Regions from separate parts of the Mus musculus genome. Here region 1 is linked to region 2. The links are chromatin loops, found by intact Hi-C in ENCODE. Cell type or tissue: left cerebral cortex. All regions are shown on one strand. Links, peaks and the distances in the headings refer to the core of each region. The heading gives the core; the rest is flanking DNA. Region 1 has its middle 44 kb from the start of Gm46392. Region 2 has its middle 94 kb from the start of Eef1e1.

The links. A loop is a pair of places that touch in the nucleus more often than their neighbours do. Peaks named below come from ENCODE experiments on the same cell type or tissue, not always from the same donor. Only the 100,000 strongest peaks of a DNase experiment are listed, where the experiment ranks them.
Region 1: it touches region 2 in a loop (6-fold over the local background); 2 of 42 quality-filtered maps call a loop at or near these places.

The regions. Positions count from the first base shown.
Region 1 is chr13:38,812,178-38,824,163 of GRCm38, forward strand. No RefSeq gene overlaps it. Among named protein-coding and RNA genes, the nearest start is that of Gm46392, 44 kb to the right of the region's middle. In left cerebral cortex, for the core only: no CTCF peak of the experiment used is centred there; a DNase peak (open chromatin) is centred at 6,802; H3K27ac peaks cover 1,274 bases.
Region 2 is chr13:38,746,744-38,758,729 of GRCm38, forward strand. No RefSeq gene overlaps it. Among named protein-coding and RNA genes, the nearest start is that of Eef1e1, 94 kb to the left of the region's middle. In left cerebral cortex, for the core only: a CTCF peak has its summit at 4,171; DNase peaks (open chromatin) are centred at 6,460, 7,163 and 10,196; H3K27ac peaks cover 1,750 bases.

The DNA.
Region 1 (11,986 bases), core at 2,237-10,236, 65 kb after region 2:
TTCCTTCCTCCCTCCCTCCCTCCCTTCCTCCTCTCTCTCTCTCTCTCTCTCTCTCTCTCTCTCTCTCTCTCTCTCTCTCTTTCTTTCTCTCTGTCTCTCTGCTTTCTGGCTTGGTCTGTGTCTCTCTCTGTCCCTGTGTGTCTCTCTGTCTTTCTCTGTCTCTGTCTCTTTCTGCTTTCTGGCTGTAATATAGTAAAAAGCCTTCACAGCCAGGCATACCCCCTACAGTGCATGTGACTTCCATATGCCCAAAGGTATGAGGCTAGGTGACAGAAAGCTAGCTGAGCAGGGGACAGAGATAGTGCCCACCTGGCCGGGGAGTGGATAGCATCTCCATACCTCTGCCTCTCTCTAACCCTACACCCAAGGCCTCTTCAGGTTCCAAGATAGATCCAAGTCAAAAGGAGGAACCTGAAGCCTGCCTGTACACTCTAATTTCATTTATTTTTAACTACATTTTTTGTTGTTTTTTTCTTTTCTTTTGTTGTTGTTGTATATTGTTCCAAATAGTTTTTGAAAAGTGAAAGGCTTATAATTTGACCCAGATGCCCTTACATGGTGGGGGCATCTTCCTTCCAACTTTAATCACTACCTCCTTGCCGTCAACACCCCTCATTCCTGAGAAGTGCACATTCAGTTATGCAGGCTTTATTCCCACATTTCCAAATATGCTCCTATTGTTATTAATTCAAACACCAACAAAAATCGTATTCTCTTTGTCTCCAGTTCTGCCAGTAAGAACCTCTCTCCCTCCCACTATCTCTCCTCTGGCTTCCCCTCTCACCAGTAGGACTCTAATTGCTATTGTCACATGCCCTGGCCTTGGTGACTATTGTCCCCTGCCCAGTCTATTGTAAATGGCAGCCATGTTTTTCTTTCTTGCAGTTTTGGGTTTCCTTACATGAATACGTTTTCTCCATCCATTCTGAGAGATATCTGCCACTGTCCCTCCCACCCCCATAGCCTTTGGGGAACACAGTGGGACTCTGGATCCATTCCTTGTTCGTAGACCGTCAACCATCTTTCTACTGCTATGACAAAAATATCCGGGACAAATCAAAGGAGATGGAGGGCAATTTAATTCCTTCATCATGGCTTTAGTCATGTGGTTGGCTGAGCTCCTTGTTTGGGGCCTGTGGTCAGGCAGGACAGCATGATATGGGGTGTGTGGTGAACAGAGCTGCTTCCATCATGATGGTCTTCAGTGATACACATCCAACTTCCATTAGGCCTCAGCTCCTAAAGGAACCAAAGACCAGAGGCCCAGCGTTTAACCCGTGGGGCCTTTGGGGAACATACTAGCCCCAAACTATAGCGAAGACTTTACATTACCACCGGTTTTTAGGATGGTGACATCTACCCACTGCTGTACCTGTCATAGGTAACTTGTCTAGGCGAGTTCAATTAAATCAGTGCCATCTGCTCTGGGCAAGATATCACCCGGAGGCACTCACACGTTCTCAGTGCGGTTGTTTCTTCTAGGTTACCAGACTCCCAATGTTGTCAGCTTCCCCCAAACTGGCTTGCATTAGTATATCTTTTATTCTGGGTGTCAGCCTGTCATATCACCTAGAAGTCCCCTGAGGTTTCAGGGTCAGTTGCGCAGCAGAGAGTCCAAGGGCTATCACAGAATCCAGGCTGAAGCAGGTGGGGTGCAGCAGGAGCTTGTTCCCTAGGTCTTCCTGCCCTTCCTCTCTGCACAGGCATCAGTGTGCCCCGCATTGGAGACAAGTAGAAATTCTCAAAGAATGGTCTTGCCCACATCTGGTTTCATGAGGTTGTATGCTTGCTGGGGCTGGAACAGCTGTGGGAATGATTTTTTTTTTTTTTTTTTTTTTTTTTGCCCTTTCCACGAAACAGCTTGAAACCTGCCTTCTCTTTACCCCCTTTCTTCTCTGAGTTTCTGTAATGATCTCAGTGGATCTGGGAATCAGGATCTGTGTCCTCTCTTTCCTCTAGGCAGGTCCTCTGAGAATCATACCACACATCTCCTAGAGCGTCACGCCCTCACTGGTCATAACGAACCCTTCCCCCCACGATGCTAGGGTTTGACCCTCAGAACCAGCCAGGTGTTTGCTTTCCATGATACGCACCAATGAGAAGAAGACCACATGGAAATGTCCAGTTACGGGAGGCCAAGGAGAGAAGAAAGCTGTAAGGAACTCATCTACCTTTTACTTAAGTGTGAACAAACTTTACCAGTGTGGTGGCACCTAATCCCAATCCCTAATCACCTAATAGCAGAGACCATGAAGACAACCACAGAATTACACCCATCTACTCCACGGCTGTCCTCCTGGGTAAGGTCGGCCATGCGATGCACCAGCAGGAGGCCAAGCTGGGAAAATCTTACAAAGAGAGATTTGTAATGGAAAGGCTGGCGGCCCTGAAGCAGGCGATGCTAGCCTATCGAGGGCCAGGATGCTACAGGAAATAAGGTGAATGGGCTCGGCTTATTTCATTTCACAGCTGAGCTGTGTATTGCCAGATAAATCAAATCAGGGTAAACGGCTTCATCTAATAAACTGGGTCAACATATAATGTATTTGTTCGGGTTTGTACTTTCATTGATTCCCATTTGATTTAAGAAGAGATATTTCAGGTCGCGTTTGAATGTCTTTTAGTATTCATGCCTTCATCTGGTGAGGAGAGGCGGGAGGCTGGGCTACACAGCTGGGATTCTTTCTTTCTTAAAAAAAAAAATAAATAAATTAAGTTTCCTGATTCTTGTAAGTTCTGCCTTCCATCTTTAGGCAAGGAAGGGCGGGGAGGGAGGGGATGGTGGCAAGACCACTCGGGGAGAGAGCCCAAGACGTGGTGGGAAAAAGGCCCCGTGTCAGCATCTGCATTCCCCCCATAATGTTTTAGTGATGTTTGCTAATGTATCATTCATTAACCATCAGCCACTATAAAAAACATAATCTATCTCGCAAAGTGGACATTATTATCGCATTAAATCATTTCACAATATACCTGAACCGTTCCACATGAGAGGCCTGGCCAGGCCAGGCTCGGATGCCTCCGGGCAGCTCTTCAGTAGTAATGAGATACGAGGTCTGTCTGTGATGAATACGATATTACTCGTGTCAGCGGCTGCGGACTGCACCCAGAATATTTCTTCTTACAGGTTTTTTTTTTTTCTTTCTTTCTTTCATTTTTTTTTTCCATAGCCAAAGAACTCAGGCAAAGTACTATTAACCCAGTAAATGAAGCTCTAAAGAGCACAGAGTGTGTCCATTAGGAGACCGGATGGTGACTAATCCGATTTTTCTTGCAGGGAGAGACGGCGCTTTGGTAACATCTGGGATGTCAGGCCCTGCATTACCGGCCAGGTTCTGTGGTCCGACCTCTGGGTGACTCGCCCTTCTGCCTTGTCATTCTCTGTCTTTGTCTAAGAACAATAATGGCACTAGCCCCTCCTCTCTCTCAACCCACCTCATGCCAGGAAAGCCTCCTTGGAAGAGATTAAAGAGATGCTTATGACTGGAGGAATAAATAGAAAAGGGGACAGGGTGTAAGGGCGGGGAGGGAAGAGGCATACGGAGTCCTCTGTTTCCACATTTTACAGGGCTGTGTCCTGGAGTTCAGGGTTGTGTCCTGGGCAGCCAGAGCCCATGGGAGATGAGAGAGGTAGGAGATGACATTGCTTTCGGTGCCCGTTAAAACCACAGCAGAGCATCTTGTTCCTTGGGAAATAATCCCTATTTTCCTCTCTTACCAAGGTGTTCACTTACTTCTACTGTTCCCTGGAAAAGTCCTTGCAGGCATTGATTTAAAGTGCGGAGGGAGAAATAGAACATTCCAGATGCCGCATAGGATGGGCAGATGCAGGATGACTCTGTCCAGGGGTAAAATAAAACATAAAGCGGTAATTCTCTCCCTAACCCCACCCCAAGTTCTCCTCTCCTTCCTTCTCAAAGAAGTATTTGTTCTACGTTCAGTTTATCCCATGCCTTGGATGGGACACCTAAATTTCCTGGCATCGCCACTTCAGATAATAAACACAGAACAAATAAGCAGATTTGTGGATTCCTCCAGCCACAAGAACGTCACAAGAACGTCCCACTTAAGACCCGGTGTTTGACTCAGATCTACGCCATACCTACGCGACCCTGTATTGCCACTTCCAAAGAAGGCATTTAAAATGTATTTTCATGAAGAGGAATACAGAGGACCAGAACAGGCACCCTTCCCTCACAGGTTTCTTTCTTGTAGTGGACCAAGGGAAAGAATTGGCTCTGTTTCCCACCCCGGAAATTGCAAGTTGGCACACCCCCTCCCAAAGCCTAATCCGGACGATTTCATGCTACTCTGCTGTATTAGCTCAGATGATGTGGAAAATGTAATTTTGACAACACACTGGCTCGCTGCGGTCTTTAGAAAGGCAAGCAGGGTGTGAGTCATGAGTTTGTGTCTAGTGGCTATGCCCTACTCGCCCTTCTGCGGAAGTAACTCAAGTCTGCCAGCCTTTGAGCACCATTATTTACAGGGAGTCAATCTGCCTCCCCGCCCCGCCCCCCCCCCCCGCCCCCTCTCTTGCCCCTCAAATTTTTCTCCTTTTCCCTCTTTGTCTTGTCAGACAGGGCTAACAGAATTGATGGAAGGTTTTTCTTCACAATACCCATAATCCTTCTGTGATAAAGTCTGTTCTGCCATTAATTTTTTTTTCAGGCTGCGGATCTAAAGATTTTATTATTTATTTAATTTTTCTTTAATGTGTGAGTCTCTCAGTGAGCTTTTCTCTTTCTTTCCTTTCCTCTTTCTTTCTTTCTTTCTTTCTTTCTTTCTTTCTTTCTTTCTTTCTTTCTTTCTTTCTTTTTTTTAAGTAAATGATCTGGAAAGGATATCCAGTCTAAGGATTTAGAGAGGCTAAATATTTAGTAGAACGTTATCTTGGCCAGTTTCAGGATGGTTACTTATCTCATTATGCAGACTGCCCCAGCCAATTGACTCACCTTGGCTTGCCTTAAGGTTTTTTTGTTTGTTTGTTTGTTTGTTTGTTTGTGTTTTGTTGTTTTGGTTTTTCTGGTTTTCTTTCGTTGTTTGTTTTTTAATTTATAATTGCTGTCAAGGTGATAGGTGTTGAGCAGAAACTGTTTTTAAGAGTTCAGAATCTGACTTTCTTGGACGATGAAGGGCAGCAGTGGACCAGAGCTTCCCGACTCAGCTCTGGGGTGGTGATGGGGAAGAGTGGATTCACAGTGCTCTTGTGTCTCAGCAGGGCACAATAGTATCTCAAGTTAAGGAATGCTGGGGTGTTATTATTTGTTGATCTTATATGTGGTCTATGTGTCCTTACATGTTCGAGTAATGTACTTATATGTTCATGCAGAAGCTTGGAGATGCCTGCAGAGGACACTGAGTGTCTTCCTCTATTCCATTCCGCTGTAAGTTTTGAGACAGTGTCTCTCATTGAACCTGAAACTCTCAGTATAGCTAGGCTAGCAGGCCAGTGAGCTCTGGGATTAACGATAGCTCTGCTGTGCTCTGTCCTTGTGTCGATCATTTTGTTGAGAGACATTTCATCAACAGTACACATTGGCTTGTTCCATTAGTTCAAGTCAAAGTAACATGTTTTGTTTTCCAATTTTTTTTTTTTGCCTCAAAGCATTTTTTCCCATGCAACTAGTCTTCTGCTTTTCCCTTTTTGCCCCCAAAAGTTGCCACTCATTGATTCATTTCTGCCCTGCTTCTACAGAGTCTCTGTTAATGCTTATTGGAGTGGCCCTCACTTTTATTGTTGGCTGTGCCTCGGTTGCTTGATGTCGACTGCCAGTACCGAGGAGAATGACTCTATTTTCTTGACATGACCTTGGAATGGGAAGGGGCCCCCTTATTTGCATTCTTGGGGTTTCTGGTTATGGCAGTCCTTGACCTGTTCAGAAGATCTCCTAGGAGACATTGCACAGCACAAGCATCACTGTTACCCTAAGCCGCAGTTGGTCCTATTACCATCTGAAGTACCCCATCCTGAAGGTGGACCTGCCCCCTATAATTCAGCTTCTATTTTACCCACTTGTCCAAGGCCCTGTGAAAGCTCTCCTTAGCTCTTCAAGTGTCCCAATCACACTTGACACTAGCCTTTCTTTGCTACTTTTGCCTATGTTTTTATTTTATGGATCTCAGTACATTTTTTGTGGGGGTGGCCTTCATGGGTGTGGTGGGTATATATGACTGTTTGCATGTGTGTGGGTACATATGTGTGTGGGTGCACATGTGCACACATGTATGGAGCCCCGAAGTTGACCTCAGCTATCTTCCTCAATCCTTCTCTATTTTATTTATTGAGACAAGGTCTCTCCCCAAGGCCAGAGCTCTGCCACCCTGGCTATTCTAGCTAAGCAGCCTCCCCCAGGGGCCTCTGTCTCTTCTTCCTCCTGAGTGTTGGTACTGTAGGTTGCTACTCTGTTGAACTTTTATATAGGTTCTGGGTTCTGTGAATCCAGACTCTCCTCCTCATGATCACCATCTAGGTAATTTACACATTGACGCATCTTCAACCCTATTCTGTTATTTATTTTCTCGTAAAAACACTTACAATAGGGATGTCCTATCTTAATGGTGCTTTACATACAATGTAGAATTGTTAGCTTCCTGCATGATGCTGGGTACCAATTACACTTATTCATCTTGTTTGATGAGGCCTTATGACATTTGACCCCACTTCTTTCTCTTCCCAGCTCTGGCTAATCCACCTACTCCAACTCTGTGACTTTTACAGTCTTAGAAACCATTATATAACTGGAACCTTGCATTATTTTTCTTTCTGAAGCTGACTCATCTCACTTAGCATAATGTCTGTCAAGAAATGCAAGGCAAACCAAGGAGGAAAAAACTGCCTCATGCATCTGTCACAAAAGGCCAGGATGGCTATTATAAAAAAAGAAAGAAAAAGACGGGAAATAGTAGTTGGGTTAGATTGTAGAGAAATGGGACACTTGTATACAGTTGTGGTAATGGGAAATGTCCATGAAAATGGCATCCAGGGGCTTCAAAAAAATTGAAAAGTAGACAGCTTTATGAGCTGGCAATGCTCCTCTGGATATTTATGCAGAACATTGATGCCCATGTGCCAATGGAGACTCTGTGCTTCCAGTGTGCCCAGTGTGGACAAACTTAAATCCGTGTTAACAGACACATGAATAAAAGAAACAAAGACACACGTCTCAACCATTAAAAAGAAGGACATTCTGAAACTGTACCATGACATGGAGGAATTGTGAGGGCATCACGCTAAAGGAGTTAGGCGATCGGCATTAATCCTTCGATGTTAGTAAGTGAGCCTCAGGGATGCTATGAGACCTGTCGATGGTTTGGAACTTATGTTGGAGAATTAAAGATGTTGAGTGCTGCTTACCAAGGTACAACTGAGCATGTCACAGACACCTCTTCAGTCTGTTCTCTGTTAAACATCTGTCTTAAACAGCTGTCTCTAGCTGCACATTAGAAACTCCTTAGAAATTTCCTAACAGTCCCGAGGCAAGTACTCCACCGCAGGAGACTTTTGTTGAGGGGTGAGTTGGAACTGAGAAGCCATGCAGTGAGTGTCCTAGGTCCTTCCTGTGCTCCTCAACTAACTCTGACCCTCCCAGGAACAATAGTGTTAAGTGCTCATTTCCTGTCTATAATGAGAGCTGTCAGATGCTTGGATGAATCCTAGATAAATATCTATGAATTTTTTTTCCAATTCCCAACTTACCAACATAATGTAAAAGAAAATGAGATTGTTTGCTATGACTGTATCTCGATGAACTCGCTTTTGCTTGTGGTGAAAAGATACATAACAAGATTTTAACCATGGCTAAATGCACAGCTCTGAAGTATTACGTGTGGTCACATTGTTGAGTAACCATCCAGTTCCAGAACTTTCTATTTCCCAAACTCAGTCTCCGTTCTCCTTTCTTCCAGCTTTCAGCACCCCCTTCCCACTTTCTGTGTCTTTGTGTGGCTGTTCTCAGACCCTCATATGAGCCTCAGTATGCCCTTTTGTGACAAACTTATCTCCCTGAACATAATGTTCTCAGTGTTCAATCATTTCATGGCTCAGGCTTTGAGAAATAACTCTTCTATTTTCACACACGGTCACTAATTTCAGAGATTGACAATTTCTGGTAGGTGGCATTTTACACAAAGACAATAGATGTGATGGCTGATCTTCATTATCAACTTGACTTCATCTGGAATCAACTAAAATAGGAATTTGTGTGCACTCCTGTAAGTAAGGGATTTTTTCATCAGATAATTTAAATCAGGGAGACCTACCTTAACTGCGGGTGGCATCTTTTGATGGTAGCCCATCAAAGAACATGGAAGTTTCCATGTAAGGAAACTTCTATTTTTGCCTACTTGCACTCCCTCTTGCTAGTGAGTTCATCTATCCTATTGCTACGGTGTTCATTCACAGATGTTAGAATCAACTTCTTTGGGATTCCAATGTAGACTGAAGACCAGCAGTTCTCCGGGAATTCCCCAGGCCTTCCGTATCAGATTGGAATTGCTGAGACATCAATCCTCGTGGACTGTCGTCGTGGAACTACTCAAACAGCATCCTGTAATCCAACGTAATAAATCCATTCCATCAATTCTGTTCCTATGAGAACCCAGATTAATATGGACGGTGATATCAGGACTGCTTCTAGAGAAACTGAATTGTAAGACTGAATTTCTCTAGAGGGCTTGGTGTAGTACCGGAAGCTAGCTCTTTCGTTTGCCTCCAGGCGCACCTCTGGAATATTATCTTGATTAGGTTTATGGTTATTACTAATACTCATGGCCATAAGAGCATTATGTCAGCAAAAGTAACTCTGAGGGTGTGGCCAAACAGCAAAAATGTACTTTAAGAAACAATAACAGTTTGATCTATTAAACAGTTCTTTGCCTTCTTTGCCTTTTCAAGAGGCTCCTGCTAGCTTGGAAACCACAGTGTCTACTTTGGAGGGATCCTGTGAGAAATCAATTATAAAAAGTAAATTAAGTGTTGTCTGTGCACTGGGAGTTGCCTCTCAATACCCTTTCTGCTCCTTGCTGGCCACTCTGCTGGCTGTTCCTTGCCTTCCTGCTGCGTGGCTTGGCTCCTGACCACCAAAGACCCCAGCTCCCAAGCTGTCTGTCCCTTAAGGGATGCACACAACTTGGGTACCTGAGTGAGTCTCCTGGCTTAACTGGCCACTCAAGAAGGATTCTTTGTATATTAGAAGAAGTAATTGGGAAATACGTTTTTTTTAAAGCTATTGACGTTATATCAGGCGTGATGTGGCTATTTGGTGACGGTAAATGGAACCAGCTTATGTGCCAGGAAAGTTCCAGATAGCTATGTCATAACAGACAGGTTGATACTTCAGAGATTGCCAGCATCAATGCTTCCCTAACTCTTTTTTTGTTAATGATCTGCAATGGAAACCTGAGGAGTCCTACAGCTAAGCATTTATGTTTATTTGGGGGTTGTTTCTATGTAGCTCCTACAAACTGTGTGGGAGGCTCTTGGGACACTTGTTACAAAGGTTACACCACTCTTTGTGTCTTCTATATTCTAGAGTAGAAATCCTTCAGTGGCCCTTTAAGAACCTGTTAGGTGATAACTCTCTGTAGTTGTAGGGTTCATTGTCACACGTTGGTGTGTTTTTATATCACAGAATCAGCAAATCAGGGGAGTTGGCTTATCTGTTAAATATTCATTATGTCTTTATGTTGAGAACAGTTGAAATCCTCTCCAAGCTGCTTTGAAATACCTGACCCTTGGTTACTAACTATAATCACTGTGCTGTACAATAGGGGACCAAGTTGACAGTAGCTAAGCCTTTTGATTTACTCACATATCCACTGGCTTACTCTTTTTTCTGTCCTTCACATCCTCCTGACATTGGCTGGCAGACAGCATTCTGTACTCTAGTGTTACAAGGCTGGTTTTTCCACCTTCCACATATAATTGAGACTACCAGATTACCACATGGTTCATGTCTCTCTATGTCTGGCTTATTTCACTTTATATGATGTCCTCTGGGTTCATCTATGTTGTTGCAGGTGGTAGAAGTTCCTGCTTTATAAGGTTGAATATTAATATCAATGTTCTATCATCTATCTATATATCTATGTATCTATGTATGTATCTATTATCTGTCTATCTGTCTATCTAATCTATCTAATCTATCTATCTATCTATCTATCTATCTATCTATCTATCTATCTATCTATCTATCTATCTATCCCATATTAAAATTCATGCATCTGTTGGTGTACAGTCTTTTCTCTGTAGCTTTGTTATTGTGGAAGGTGCTGCAAAGCACACGGCAGTGCAGACATCTCCCTTGCCTACTGATTTCAGCTTCTCTGGGTATTTACCCAGAAACGGGACTGCTAAGAACAGTTTTTTGAGGACACTTCCTACAGTTTTTGAAAATGCTGGTCCCAATTTGCTCCTTTCCTCTCAGTTTTGCTAACACTTGTTTTTGTTGACCTTTTTGATGATCTCCGACCTTCAATGGGGTGAAGGGATGCCCATTTTTTTGATTACTTTGTAGCCCTTTGATTAGGGATGGTGAGTATTTTGTAACTTGTTTATCATGTGTGTTACTTTTCTTTTGAGAAATGTCTGTTTAAGTCCCCTGCTTGTCCTATACCCAAAGTGTAGTCTTGACACTTGCAGGCGAATGCTGTCCTCTAAACATAACAACCACCAGCTTTATCAGGAAAGCTATGACTACTTGCAGGAGAACCCCCAACCAGGATGGGGTTTGTTGATTGACAGTTGTTCATAGAAGGGGATGGGGAGCATCATTGGGCCCTCATCTGAGATTCTGTCCACCCACTCCTGGACCACTGCAATGGCCTTGGGTTCTGGAAAGGGGAGTGTTAGGGAATATAGGCTGGAAATTTAACAGAAGAAAGGACTCCAGGTATGGGATAGCTGCCATCCACTATGAGGGGACTCTTTCTGGTGGTGTGGCTATTTTGAGATCACCCACACTACTGTAGTAATACAGTACAGGTCACCCATGCTGGCAAGTAATCCCAATGGACTTATTGGCTCCCCAAGATGTACTTCGATATAGTTGCCCTTTGGTTTGTCCCTGGTACTATATAAGATAGGGGTAGACATTGTTTATGCCCTCCAATGTGAAGGGTTCTTGAAGCAACACATTTCTCAAAATTAAACTTTAAAATAAATTCTGTTTTGTTTGCCTACTTGTTTGAGAGAAGAGAAGAGAAGAGAAGAGAAGAGAAGAGAAGAGAAGAGAAGAGAAGAGAAGAGAGAGAGAGGGAATGCACACATTCATGGATTAGGGAGGGTGGAGATGTGGGGTATATCTGGGAGGAGTTAGGAGAGGGGAAAGAGTAATCAGAATATATTGTATGAAGAAAACTTTTTCAATAGAGGAGGACATTTTAAAATGAAGCACTCAAAATGTGGTAATAACAATCAACTGACTGCAGACACGTGGGGTTATTTCTAGATATTGTATCTTATGGCCACCACTTTTAAACAATTCTACAATTTACTCTTATGTTCACTCAAGACCGAGAGTCACTATTATCCAGAAAGCAGTGCACCACAGAGGACTCTGCTCATCGCTTGTGTAGAGAAGAACAGCAATGCACTAGTCCTCTGAATGTTCACCTTCAACTCTTAACAGCAAATTAGCCAAAAAGCACAGGAGTGGGAACTGAGTCAGGAATGAGAAACAGATTAGAAATGTTTCCCAAATAAGTAGTGGAAAGAATGCTGAAGTAAGGCAGAATGAAAAGTTACAGAAACAAATGAGCTTCTTCCAACCTATATTCTGTAGGCAGATGGTAAAGCAAAACACAGGGCTACAGAGACGGTTCAGTGGTTAGAGCACTTGTTGCTCTTGTGGAGGTCCGGGGTTCAACTCTCAGCACTCACATGATGGCTCACAATGAATTGTGATTCCAGTTTTGGGGGATCCAGTGATGTTTTCTGGCCTCCACTGGCAACAGGCACACATGTCTTGCACATAGATACATGCAA
Region 2 (11,986 bases), core at 2,625-10,624:
GACTTTGGCTCTTGAATGCTTTTCAGAGGTTCCTGTGCTGAAATCCGCTATTGGGCTTTCCCCCGGAAGCAAAGCCATATCTGCTTGCCACAGACAGAGCAACAACAGCACAGAGAAAGGACTCCATCCAGGTCCAGGGTGATGAGCCAATGGGTGTATTGGAGTTACTTACAGGGACTTGGGTGACCCAAAGCCAAACAGTCTTACCATGGTGTAGACTGACAGAAGCTGCCGCTCTGAAGAATCCCAATCTTACCTATTTTCCATTTGCTCCATACACTAGCATCCCCAAAGACCATGTGTGGCTGTTGAGTTGGTGAGAGGAACCTTGGCTGTGGGTTTGTTGGACTTTCTCCATCCTTCTATGAGAGAATAACAACACCATCACCATTCCTACAGATATAACTTCATTGTTCTCTGTCTCATGACTATTACTGCAGACCAAGGACCTGTAGGTCACTACAGCATTTCTGCTTCACAAAGACCAATGGTCATGTCACGTCCAGGGGAAACAGGTCAACTATCACAAAGGCTCAGTCCTCACCGTGTTGCTTCTGGGAGGTGGTGGGGCTTTAGGAGATAGTCTTGAAGGTGATATGAGACCTTGCCATTTCCCGTCTCTCTCTTTGCTTCCTGACTACCATGAAGTGAATAGGCCTGCCGCACTGCCTGCTGCCACCATGTGTCCCTCAGCACAGGCACATAGGCACATAAGCAGTAAGGCCAAGCAACTGGGGACTAAAACCCGTGAGCCAGAATCAACCTTTCCTTCTTATGTGTAGATTGTTTCAGGCATTCTCTCATAGAGATGGAAAGCTGGTCCTCACACTTCCAGAAAGATGGAAGTCCCAGCTGTTTAAGGCACATTAGGAACCAGCCAGAGGCTACAAATGGGCAGCATTGGTGGAGAACAGGGCCTGGCATGGTCTGCCTGTCAGAATCCCAGAGCTGATGGTTCTCTGCAGACACAGTTCACATACACTCAGCTCTCTAGTAACAACACGTGGAGAGACTGACATGCAGTTAATTAAATCCTCAGGCACATAAGAAGTGAACAGGCATGCCATAGACAATGCTGTAACGAAGAAGGTAAGTGCTCTTTGATCTCACTCACGGGAGATGCCCACCCTGTGTGGTGGAACTGCAGGTGTGTGACACCACACCCAGCCCTGGGTTACTCCCAAACAGCTTTAGGGAAATATGGCTGACAGGACATGCTAAGAGCCCATAGCCAGAGCTGAACACATGCATTGTGTAGCTGCTTTCAACAGTCGGTTGTAGAATTTGCTCATTGCCTTTGATGAAACTCTGTACCCATGATCATCATCTCACACATCACGCTCCCAGTTCCCTCCCTCAATCACCACCGATGGACCTTCTGTTGCTCTAGATTTCCATACTCCAGACATTTGAGTGGAGTCATGCAGCATGTACCATTTTGTGCCTGACCTTTTTCTTTGCATAATGTCCTCCAAGTTCATCCATGTTGTGGTATGTGCCAGAATTACCTTCTTTTGTAGGTTGCATAATATTCCAGAATCCCATAGTGCCAACCGAATCTGTTTGGGTGGTTTGTCTCCTTTATCTATGATTGCCGCTTTTGGTTGTCATTATGGTGGTGTGAGGAATTTGTGTGTCTTCTTTTGGTTCTCTTAGATGAAGCTGATGGTTACTCTGTTTAGCCATTAAAGGTACTGTCAGGCATAAACCAATGTATTTTTATAGTAATTTTACATGCATGCATATATAAAGTTTACATATGAGTACCTGTGTGTGTAAGCATGCATATGTTTGTGCATGCACACGTGGGGCCAGAGGCATAGGTGTTTTTCTCACATTATTTCCTTGAGACAGAGTCTCTTACTGAACCTGGAACCCACTGATTGGCTAGGTGGGCTGGCCAATAAACTGCAGCGATCCACCTGCCTTCCCTCGTCCCTATGGTGCCGGGGTTGCAAACCTGTACCACCCTGCCTGGATTTATGTGGGTGCTGGGGATTTGAACTCAGGTCTTCCTGCTTTTGAGGCAAGCACCTTACTCACTCAGCCATCTCTCCTTAGTGCTTTTATATGGTTTTATTGTAAAAGAGAAAAAAAATAGGGAGAATGACCTTTGAACTCTCATTATCCATCTTACTGCTTTCAGAGAGTGATGATCAAGTGCTGTGGTGAACAGCCTCATTGGTATCCATCCTCCTGCCCAATCAGAAGGAGGAAACAGATGCAGGAAGTATTCTCATGTGCAATACAATGCAAACGAGGAGGAGAAATTCCTGCCTAATCACATCTCCAAGGAGTACTGAGCATGCTAGAAGCTTACGGATAGTCATGACTTTCTAGGACCGTGTTTGCTCCCTGACAATGGAAACACAGCAACATTATTTTTTTGAAAACAGTTCAGAAACAACTGCCCTGAGGATCCCAAATGTAAATCTCGACATTAAGCCGGCCCTCCCTTTCCTTTGCCCCTCGAATCATTTATTTAAGTGGCAATAATAAAAGGTGTCAGCAGTTCAGTTGCGAGCTCTGGGACATTTCCACATGCTGATCTTTAAGTATTCCGTGCCGACACGTGAGCTGTTCCTGCCATTTCCTATGAGATACGGCATGACTGAGGGGTCAGGCATGCTAATGATAAAATTACCATTTACTTTTTACCTGGTAGACCCAGCGCCTGACATTATAAATGTAGGAAACCTTTCACCCACAGCTCTTCTGCTCTGTGGGGGAATATCTCACTGGCGACAGGATCACAGCACAGCCGACAGAGAAAGCATCGCGTCTAGTTTCCCCTCCCCTTTGGAGTTTCTTAGAGGGCTGTTCTTCCTCTCATTCAATCTGAAGATGTACCTGTCCTTTGTGGGATGGGCTGGGCTGGAGTAAGGACGAAGCCTGCTTCTGTCATGTTGGCTTCATGTTGGCACTTACTTATAAGACCAATTTGTAAATAATAATTAAGACCTGAGAAGTCTGCCCAGTTGCTTAGTGTCTTTATTCAGCTTGAGATTTCACATTTAACAGCCATCCAACATCGTAAACCTTCACTCCTGAGATCTCAGTGGAGATGAGTCCCAGTAAGGAGATAAAAAATTTTGACCACTTGCAGCATATTCAAATGAAAGCTGGTGCTAATGAAATTATTCTTATGTAATTAGATGTATTAAGTAATGTCCCAGGTTGGCTCCATGCCATGGTTGGACTGCTAATTTTTATTCTTTCCAGGTACAGAGCTAGTTCTCACTGACGATTTGTGCCACAATAGCCCCAGAAGCTGGCTGAGTCCGGAAGCACGAGGATTCTAGAAGCACCATGGCATCTCCTTTAAGAAAACCACACTCTCTGTTTTGTTTGCCCTTATTCTGTAAGCTGGAGGTTTGGGACAGAGAATGCAAAAAAGACCTTGCCTTGAAACCTCAATGCAAACCCAGCAAGTTGGCAGGTCAACTTCAGCCTGAGTAAACCCGTGGTCACTTCTAGGCTCAGCGGATCTTGTCCCCTTGTCTATGTTTATGACTAGTTTGTCCCAATCCAGGGGACGAGAATCACAATACAAGGCCCATTTCCCCTTGACAAAGTGCTCAGTCACACACTCCATCACTGACTTTCCTCTCCTTCTCTAGGTCCTGTGCCATACAGGAGAAGTTTTATGTCCGATATTATTAAGGAATGACTGCCTTGGTGCCCTCTGTGCAGCATGGCTCACATGTGCGGGAATGGAGACAGCAGGAGGCAGAGAAGCCTTAGGCTCCCCTTCATAGTTTTCCATTTATTTCACTTAGATAAAATACAATGCATGAAATAATAGAGAAATCTCCCTTCACCCTTGATGACAGCCCTACCCTATTAGAGCGGGAAGACAGGCTGCCATAGACTCTGCTTTCCTTTTTCTTATTTCTTCCATACCTGCTGTGCTGAGACCAACATTCCCCTCTGGTTCTTGTGTGTGGACACAGCTGAGGTCACATATTGCAAGTCCTTCCTCACCTAGAGCCAGAAGTGCCAACTGACAGCTCTAAAGAGAAGGAGATATTCTCAATCTTGGTAATGATGTTTCAGGAAACAGACTTTCTTCCAAAGAATAGTGTGTGTGTCTGTGTGTCTGTGTGTATTGAAGAGATATAGCTCTTTCAAGATGAGTGCTTCCAATGTTGAACTTGGAATTAAATGTGGTTCTGCCTCCTTGCCACCAGGGGAAGGGTACTGGGATAAACCTGGGTGTGAGACGTAGCACATTGCAAAGATCAACAAACGTGAACAAAATTCTTGGCTCTCCTCAACCAGTCATTCCTGACCCTGCCACTCCAAAGGCTAATGCATTTTGTAGATCATGTAGAGACTGCAAAGGCAGCCTTCTTTGGGGATGTAGTCAGTTCTGCTGCAAAAGCTGTTTATTGATTCTTCAGGTTCGGACCTAACATAAATCATGCAAAAAGGCAAAGGCAGGCTGCTCAGAGTCCCCACAGCAGGGGGCAGGGGAGCAGGCTTTCTTTCCACAGTGTCACTCATGCCGAAACATTTCTGAAAATTAATCAATAGTCAAATAACTCAAGTGACAGATGGATCCTTCTGGGTCAGACCAATGTCTCTAAGATGTCACACAATGGAAACACTGGCTATGCATAATGCGTTCTATTTGATATTAGTTAAGCTTTTTTACTGATCCTTTCCTGCTTCATTCATCCTTTTCCATCAGTCTCTGGAGACCTGGCATCACATTAAGCTACTCACCTTCTCCTATAGTTTTATAATAGAAAGTAAAGTTGTTCAGTCTAAATCAGTTAAAAAAATTATATTAGGTTATATTAGAGAGGATTTTTATAGATCATACAATACCCACTGTAATTATAATTTGATTTTCTTTTAGTTCTTTGTCTTTGAAAGTTTTCAGTGAAGATTTTAGTCTTGGGAACTTTATCTTATAGAATAGGCTATTATCTACTTTGCCCACCTGTATAATATTTCTCTTTTATTTTCATAGTGCCATGCACATTGAACATGTCTGTGGAAGCTCATACCCTGTCTTAGTCAGTGTTCTATTGCTTTGAAGAGACACCATGACCAAGGCAATGCTTATAAAAGAAAGCATGTAAATGTGGACTTGCTTACAGTTTCAGAGGCTTAGTCCATTATTATCATGACAGGGAGTGTGGTGTTAGGTGGGCAGGCTGAAGCAGTAGCTGAGGGGTTTACACCTGGTCATAGGCAGCAGCCAAGGAGACTGGGCCTGGCATGGGCTTTTGAAATCTCAAAGTTTATCCCCAGTGATATACTTTTTCCAACAAGGCCACGTCTCCTAATCCTTCTAATCCTTTCAAACAAGTTTGTTTCCTGCTGACTAAGCATTCAAATATATTTGCCAATGGGGTCATTTTCATTCAAACCATCACAGAGCCTTTCTTTTACTACAGATCTTAGGGAGATGGATCATAGTTCAAATCCTATGCATGCTCTTTGCTAATTGTATGACTTAAGCAGGCTTCCCCCCAAGCCCCTCCCACACCCCCACCCAAGATTCCTATCCAAGCATAAAAAGGAATCAGAGAAGGATCTGTTAGAGTGTCCATGAGGGGGAAATGAACTATATGAGGCTCTATGTGACACAATTTGGGAAAACACTCTGTTGTCATTGGCTGGGAAGACAAACTGGAATAACTGGTGACCAGTGCTGAGGGAGACCTCTGACTTATGCTTTGATTTCTGTGCTGGAAGGAAACATCCAAAAGAGAAGAGATGTGTTTCCCGCGTAGAAGAGAGGCCAGTCCCAGTCACTGTTGGCAGAGGTAAAGGGACAGTAGTGCCATATTGTGCTGAGGTAGATACTGTGTTGATATCTAATGAGGTAGATACTTGGTGTATTGCCTATAGAAAACCCTCTCAGGCTGGAGATATGGCTCAGTGGTTAAGAGCACTGACTGCTCTTCCAGAGGTCCTGAGTTCAAATCCCAGCAACCACATGGTGGCTCACACTATCTGTAATTGGATCTGATGCCCTCTTCTGGTGTGTCTGAAGACAGCTACAGTGTACTTATGTATAATAAATAAATAAATCTTAAAAGAAAAGAAAAGAAAACCCAGAATGTCCATCTTCCTCCCAGGGAACCGAAGGCTGGCCTTCTGCCCACACACCTGACTTGGTCAGAGTGCAGAGAACCTACCCTCTGCTCTGAGGCTGGGGTTCTCCTACTTCAGCATGCTCTACAATCACTGAAGGCTACTGACTCAACTTCCCCAGGAATTCCTGAATCAGAAATAGTCTGAGGTGTTCTGGTGTTTGCCTAAGAATGAGAAACAGAATAACTCCCCACCCATTCCTCTGCCCCCACGCCCCAACCCCTTGCCTCCCTCTCCCACCATTAGCTCATGGAATTATATAAGCTTCAGCAGCTCCAGCAGACAAGCAGGTGACACGAAGAGCCAATGGCACATCTTGAGTCAAAAGACCTGAAAAAACCAAGAAAGTGCCACACCAGGGTATGAAGCCAAAGGATTAGGACCAGAATCTGAGACTGAAGGAAGTGGGAGACCAATATCCCTGGATGAAGATTGGCAGAAAGAAAAAAATTATTTCTTATTCTTGTGTTGTATTCAGGTGTTCTGTGGATACGGTTAGGACCACCACCTTGGGGAAGAGCAATCTGCATTATCTAGCCTGAGGACTCAAATGTTAGCTAACCATCGTGGTGTGTATATGAAGTGCCCCTCCCCCACCAAAAGCTCATGTATTGAGGGCTTGATCCCAGGTAATGGATCCAGTTATTGAGAACTGATTAGACTTCTAGGGCCCTGCCCTAACTAACAATGTCAATATTGAGACAGATGCACTGTCTGGAGGGACAGCAGACACTTGTCAAGGTGGAACTAGTTAGGAGAAGTAGCTCCCACAGATGTCTTTGCTGTCTGATGATCCCATCCTCTATCTCTCTTTGCTTCCTGGTTGCCACCAGGTAGAGTGCATATGAGCAGGAGCTGTGCAGAGTTCCTACTGGCACAGGTAAGAATCCAAAAGGAGAAGAAAATCCTAAAGACTCCAGCCACAGCCATTAAGTACCAAGCTGCTTAAAATGTCATTCCGTTTATTGTAATGGGATGTGTGAAGTTCCAGCCAGCACTTGCAATTTAGATCTCGTTCCTGAGGGAATCCCACGCAGGTCTTTTTTTGTAGGATTTATTCTGAGCCTCTCCTTACTTCTGGACTCTTGAAGCTGTTAGGTAAATACAAGTCTGTGCTCCGAGATGAGGTTCTATCTCCTTTAACTCAATGAGTCATTTGTCAGCTCTGAAATGGCCTAATGTCCCCAGTGCTGCTGCAGTACCCTGTACTGTCTTGTTCCTCATCCCCTGTGTTCCCTGCCTGCTTACTGTGTATGTTTTCATGTAGCATGGCTAAGCCATTGTTTTAGTTACTTTTCTGTTGCTGTGATAAAACACCACAACCAAGACAACTTCTGAAAGCAAGCATTTGGTTTGGGGTTTATGGCTGCAGACGGTTAGAGTTCATGATGGTGGAACAAAGGCATGATGATAGGAACATGTGAGGATTTACATCTTGATCTGCAAGTAGGAGGCAGAGAAAAAGACACACTTGGACTGGACCTATTTTGGAACCCCAAAGCCAACCCTCCTGCCAGTGGTAAGTTCATGCCTTCTAATGCTTCCCCAACAGTTCCACCAACTGGGGACCAAGTACCCAAGTACATGAGCTTATGGGGGGGGGGCATTCTCACTCGAACACCATAGCCGTAAACATTCAGGGTGTCAGCAAATGATTTGTGTGTATGGTATGTGTGTTTATGTGCGTGTGTGCCTGTGTGGTGTATGTGTGTTTCTCTCTCTCTCTCTCTGTTATATTCATTCATGAGAATATATGTGTGCTCATGCATTTGAATGTCTATGGACACATGAGGGCAATGTTGGGTGTCTTTGTCTATTGCTTCTCACTTTTTTTTTTGAGTTAGTGTCTCTCACTGACCCTAGAACAGTGGTTCTCAACCTGTGGGTCATGAACCCTTCCAGGGTCAAAGGACCCTTTCACAGCGGTCACCTAAGACCACTTGAAAATACAGGTATTCATGATACACTTCACAGCAGTAACAAAATTAGAGTTATGAAGTAGCAATGAAAACAATTTTATGGTTGGGGAGTCACCACAACATGAGGGATTATGTGAAAAGGTTGCAGGGTAGGGGAGGTTGAGAACCATTGGTCTAGAGTTTGCTGATTTGGCTTGATAGGATTGTTCATAAGCAGTGGGCCAACTGCCTAGTGAGCCAGCGCCCAGCTCCTTTCCATGTGTGGGTTTTTAAGATGGAGTCTTCTCACATTGCCCAGGGTAGGCCAAATTCCTAGGTTCAAGCAAATCTCTTGCCTCAGGAGATTAGAGTCTGCACTCCTGGATCCAGCCTCAAAATTATTTATTTTCTCATGATGAAGCACATTGATATGAAGTAAAAAGTCACTAGATTGTGTCTATATGAGGTTTAAAATCCTAAATATGGTCTCTAAGGTTTTTTTTTTTTTTTGGTCAGTTTTAAAGCTTGAGGGGTTTTGTTGTTTTTTATTAATATAGAAATTGCTTCTTCTATAATACTAAGAAAACCAGGCAGAATATAAAACCAAACTTGCCTAAAACATGTATTACAAACGATCATTTCAAAACATTGAGTCAATGCTGGTCATCTTCAGTATTGGTATCCTTGATTTTTAAAGCCATTTTTAAAATTCCTCTTTCCAATATTTTCCAAACATAATTACCTTTGGTATCAGGAAAATGTAAGCTTACTTTTTAATCACACTGTTAGGATTTGAACAGAGAGGAAGATGTACTTAAAGAGTTGAGGAAAGAGAGAGGAAAAGAAGGAGAGGAGTGTATGTGTGCATGTACGTGCTTGTGTGTGTGTGTGTATGTGTGTGTGTGTGCTTGTGAAGGCAATAAGAAGAGACACACTTTTGTCTAAATCCCTGGAATGCAGTAAGACTGTGTGCTCAAACAGTGGCTTCTGACCTTAAGGAGAATGGTACTCAACTGTAAGACTATGAAAAGATTGCTCATATACAGTTAGTTTCCCAGCCTGCTTTAGAGTGAGGTCAGGGGAGACAATGGCTGCTTCTTAACTGTTGTATTGAAACCAGTTCCTTACATCACTTGTAAGCATATTGATAAATGAGTCACTAGGTGGCAAAGCTCCGGAATTTTAGAAAAATATTTCCCTTCTCTTTGCTTCTCTCATTTGTCTGGAGTCCTCTTGAATCAGTCAAGGGGAGGTGAAGCCTGGCCCCTGTAGACCAGGATGTCCCTTTGTCCCCATGGCAAGTCCAGCAGTTTCCTGGATTAGGCCATGAATATGCATAGAGCAGGACGGGGAAATGGCTTCCCAGTCTGCAATGACTGAATTACAATTTCCAAATGGAATGAGTTAGATAGTTATTATCAATGTAATTATTCATAAATGTGCCTAATTATTCATAATTATTCAGAAGCGTATTACTTCCCTGATTGCCGAGAGTGATCCTTGAGCTCAATTACAATTGGGTTCTGGTCACAGGACTCTACTTCTCCTTCCAACTCAGTGAGTCCCGGATCTTCTCTGAATAGCTTTAGGAGCCCTTCGTGTCATCTGGCCCTTTAAATACACATAGCAAATCTGCTGTTTGAAACCCCCATGGCTTCAAAGCCCCCGTTGTCTTTTCCCCTTCTTTCCAGTCCCACACTCCTCTTATTTGGGTTCTGTCTGTTCCTTTGAGGGCGCACAGTTAGGCTGTTGTTTAATTAGGACTCTTGTTGTCATTCCTGTGTTTGATATCTTAATAACACTGGTGATCGCACATAGGAAAACAGGCCAACATGAACGGACCCTCATGCCTGGGGAGGCAGGTCCCCCTGAGGCTGGGCCATCCCACTAGATCAGCTGTTGGAGCTTCTTGTAAATCAGACATCAGCTACCACGGCAGGTGGGGGGAAAGGGCTTTCTTCTACTTAGAAGGCTGCAGTTTGTAGCCAGTATACATACACCATGTTACAGAGGGCCATTTTGAAACAGCGCAGCTTTAGAACACATTTCCTGTTCTGCCTGAAGTTCACTGTGTTCTCAACGTGGCTGCACCTTGGACGTGGGCTCGCTCTTGTGTGAAGCCTCACCAATGCGCAAGCTTCAGTGATTGAGCCGCAGCTCAATTTCTTTCTTTCATGCCCCCCCCCTCTCCCTGGAAAACATTACAGCAATTACCATATTGTGGGGCGGCATTATGAAGTGCAAATTAGCATATAGATTAGTTCTGGGGGGCAGGGAGGAGAGGTGTGTTAAGATCTTCCTAATCATGTATAGTTATGCTACACAGCGCTCCCTGGGCTGAACTCTTTCAGGTCCTGGTCTGCCTATCGTGTGTGTGTGTGTGTGTGTGTGTGTGTGTGTGTGTGTGCACGTACTCATGTGTGAACATATGGGTGAGTCTTAGTGGACAATTTCTAGGGGGAAACAAAGGCAAGGTGGCTCTCATCATGCAGATACACACCTAAGAAATGGGCAACAGAAGTTGAAGATTTGTTTTCTGTGCACTCCAGCTCCCCTTCCCAATATAGCACTCCTGACTTGGTTCTAGAGGTCTGCTTTAACAAGAATCACTCCTTTCAGGTTTTGCATTTGGTCCAAGAAAGGAAGAAGGTTCAGGTTTTACTGACTGGGTAAACAGGGACAAAGAAAACAAAAGGGTTGAGCCTAGAACTAAGACTGTTCGTTTTCCTTTGCTTTATCTTAGAAATTTGTCAACAAGATAGTAGGCAAAAAGGAGAGGACGCCTTCCTTGCCATGCACAGAAGGCAGGATGCATAGACTTATTGAAAAAAGGGGTTTGAAACTCACTTCCTCTTTACAGGTTTGCAAGCAATCACTCACTCACTTGATCTAGCATTCATGAGTTCCTCATATCCACACAGCACTGTGTGGAGCTAAGTGTAAGCTATGGCCCTAGTCATCAAAGTCCCCGTGGAGAATTTTTTGAAGGACTGATGCAAACCATAGCTCTCATGGCTGTAGGAGTGAGTTCAGAGAAGGAGGAAGAGGAGGAAGAAGAGGAAGAGGAGGAAGAGAAGGAGAAGGATTGGAACAGTCAGGACAACTATTGAATTTGGAGGTTGTCTTGTCATAAGAGTAAGATCTCCCCTTGAGCACAAATATTTTTGAGAACATTCCAAATGTTCTAAAAGTGACCGAACATTTATGATGGTGCATGACAAGGTTCAAAGGTCAAAAGCACTGGGGAAGAGGTGGCTTTGTCCTGGAGGCCAGCCTAACAGAATAGAGAGGCTCTCTCAGGGTAGGCGGTAGAAGATAAGGCTATGAGGGTCAGCAGTGCTTAATGTTAAAACATCATCTCAGCCTTAATCATCTTTGAAAATGGATCAAGCAAGGCAACAAGCTGGGTAGAGCGCTTGCTACACCAGCCTGATTTGCTGAGTTCAAGTCCCAGAACCGATGGAAGGCACAAGGAGAGATCCAACTTCACAGAGTTGTCCTCTGACTTTCATACACACCCTGTGGAACATGCTCCCGCATTGTGATCATGCATAAGAATATGAATAAAATAAAAGTGATCTAACGGTAAGTGTGTAGTAAGTGAGATTAACTGTGTGTTTTTTTTTTAAATACACAATATACAACTTCTTGGATATAGTAGGCTTTTTGTGCACTTTAACTCATTAAATTTGAAATGACTTCTTAATTAGATACAAAAGTCTGAACTCAGGGCCAGTGTCAAGCATGGAAATTTCTTCTGGCAAATCTGTCACTAAATTTATCAGCATATCTAAAAGCCATGTTTTGGTCAAATAAATATTTCTTTTTAAAGAACAAACCTTGTCTTTTTTATGGTCACTTTCTAAGCTATGGTCACTGTCTCAGATAGGGTCACATTCTCTGCTAGGGTCACTTTGATGGTTTGAATATGCTTGGCCCATGGGAAGTAGCACTATTAGGAGGTGTGGCCTTGTTGG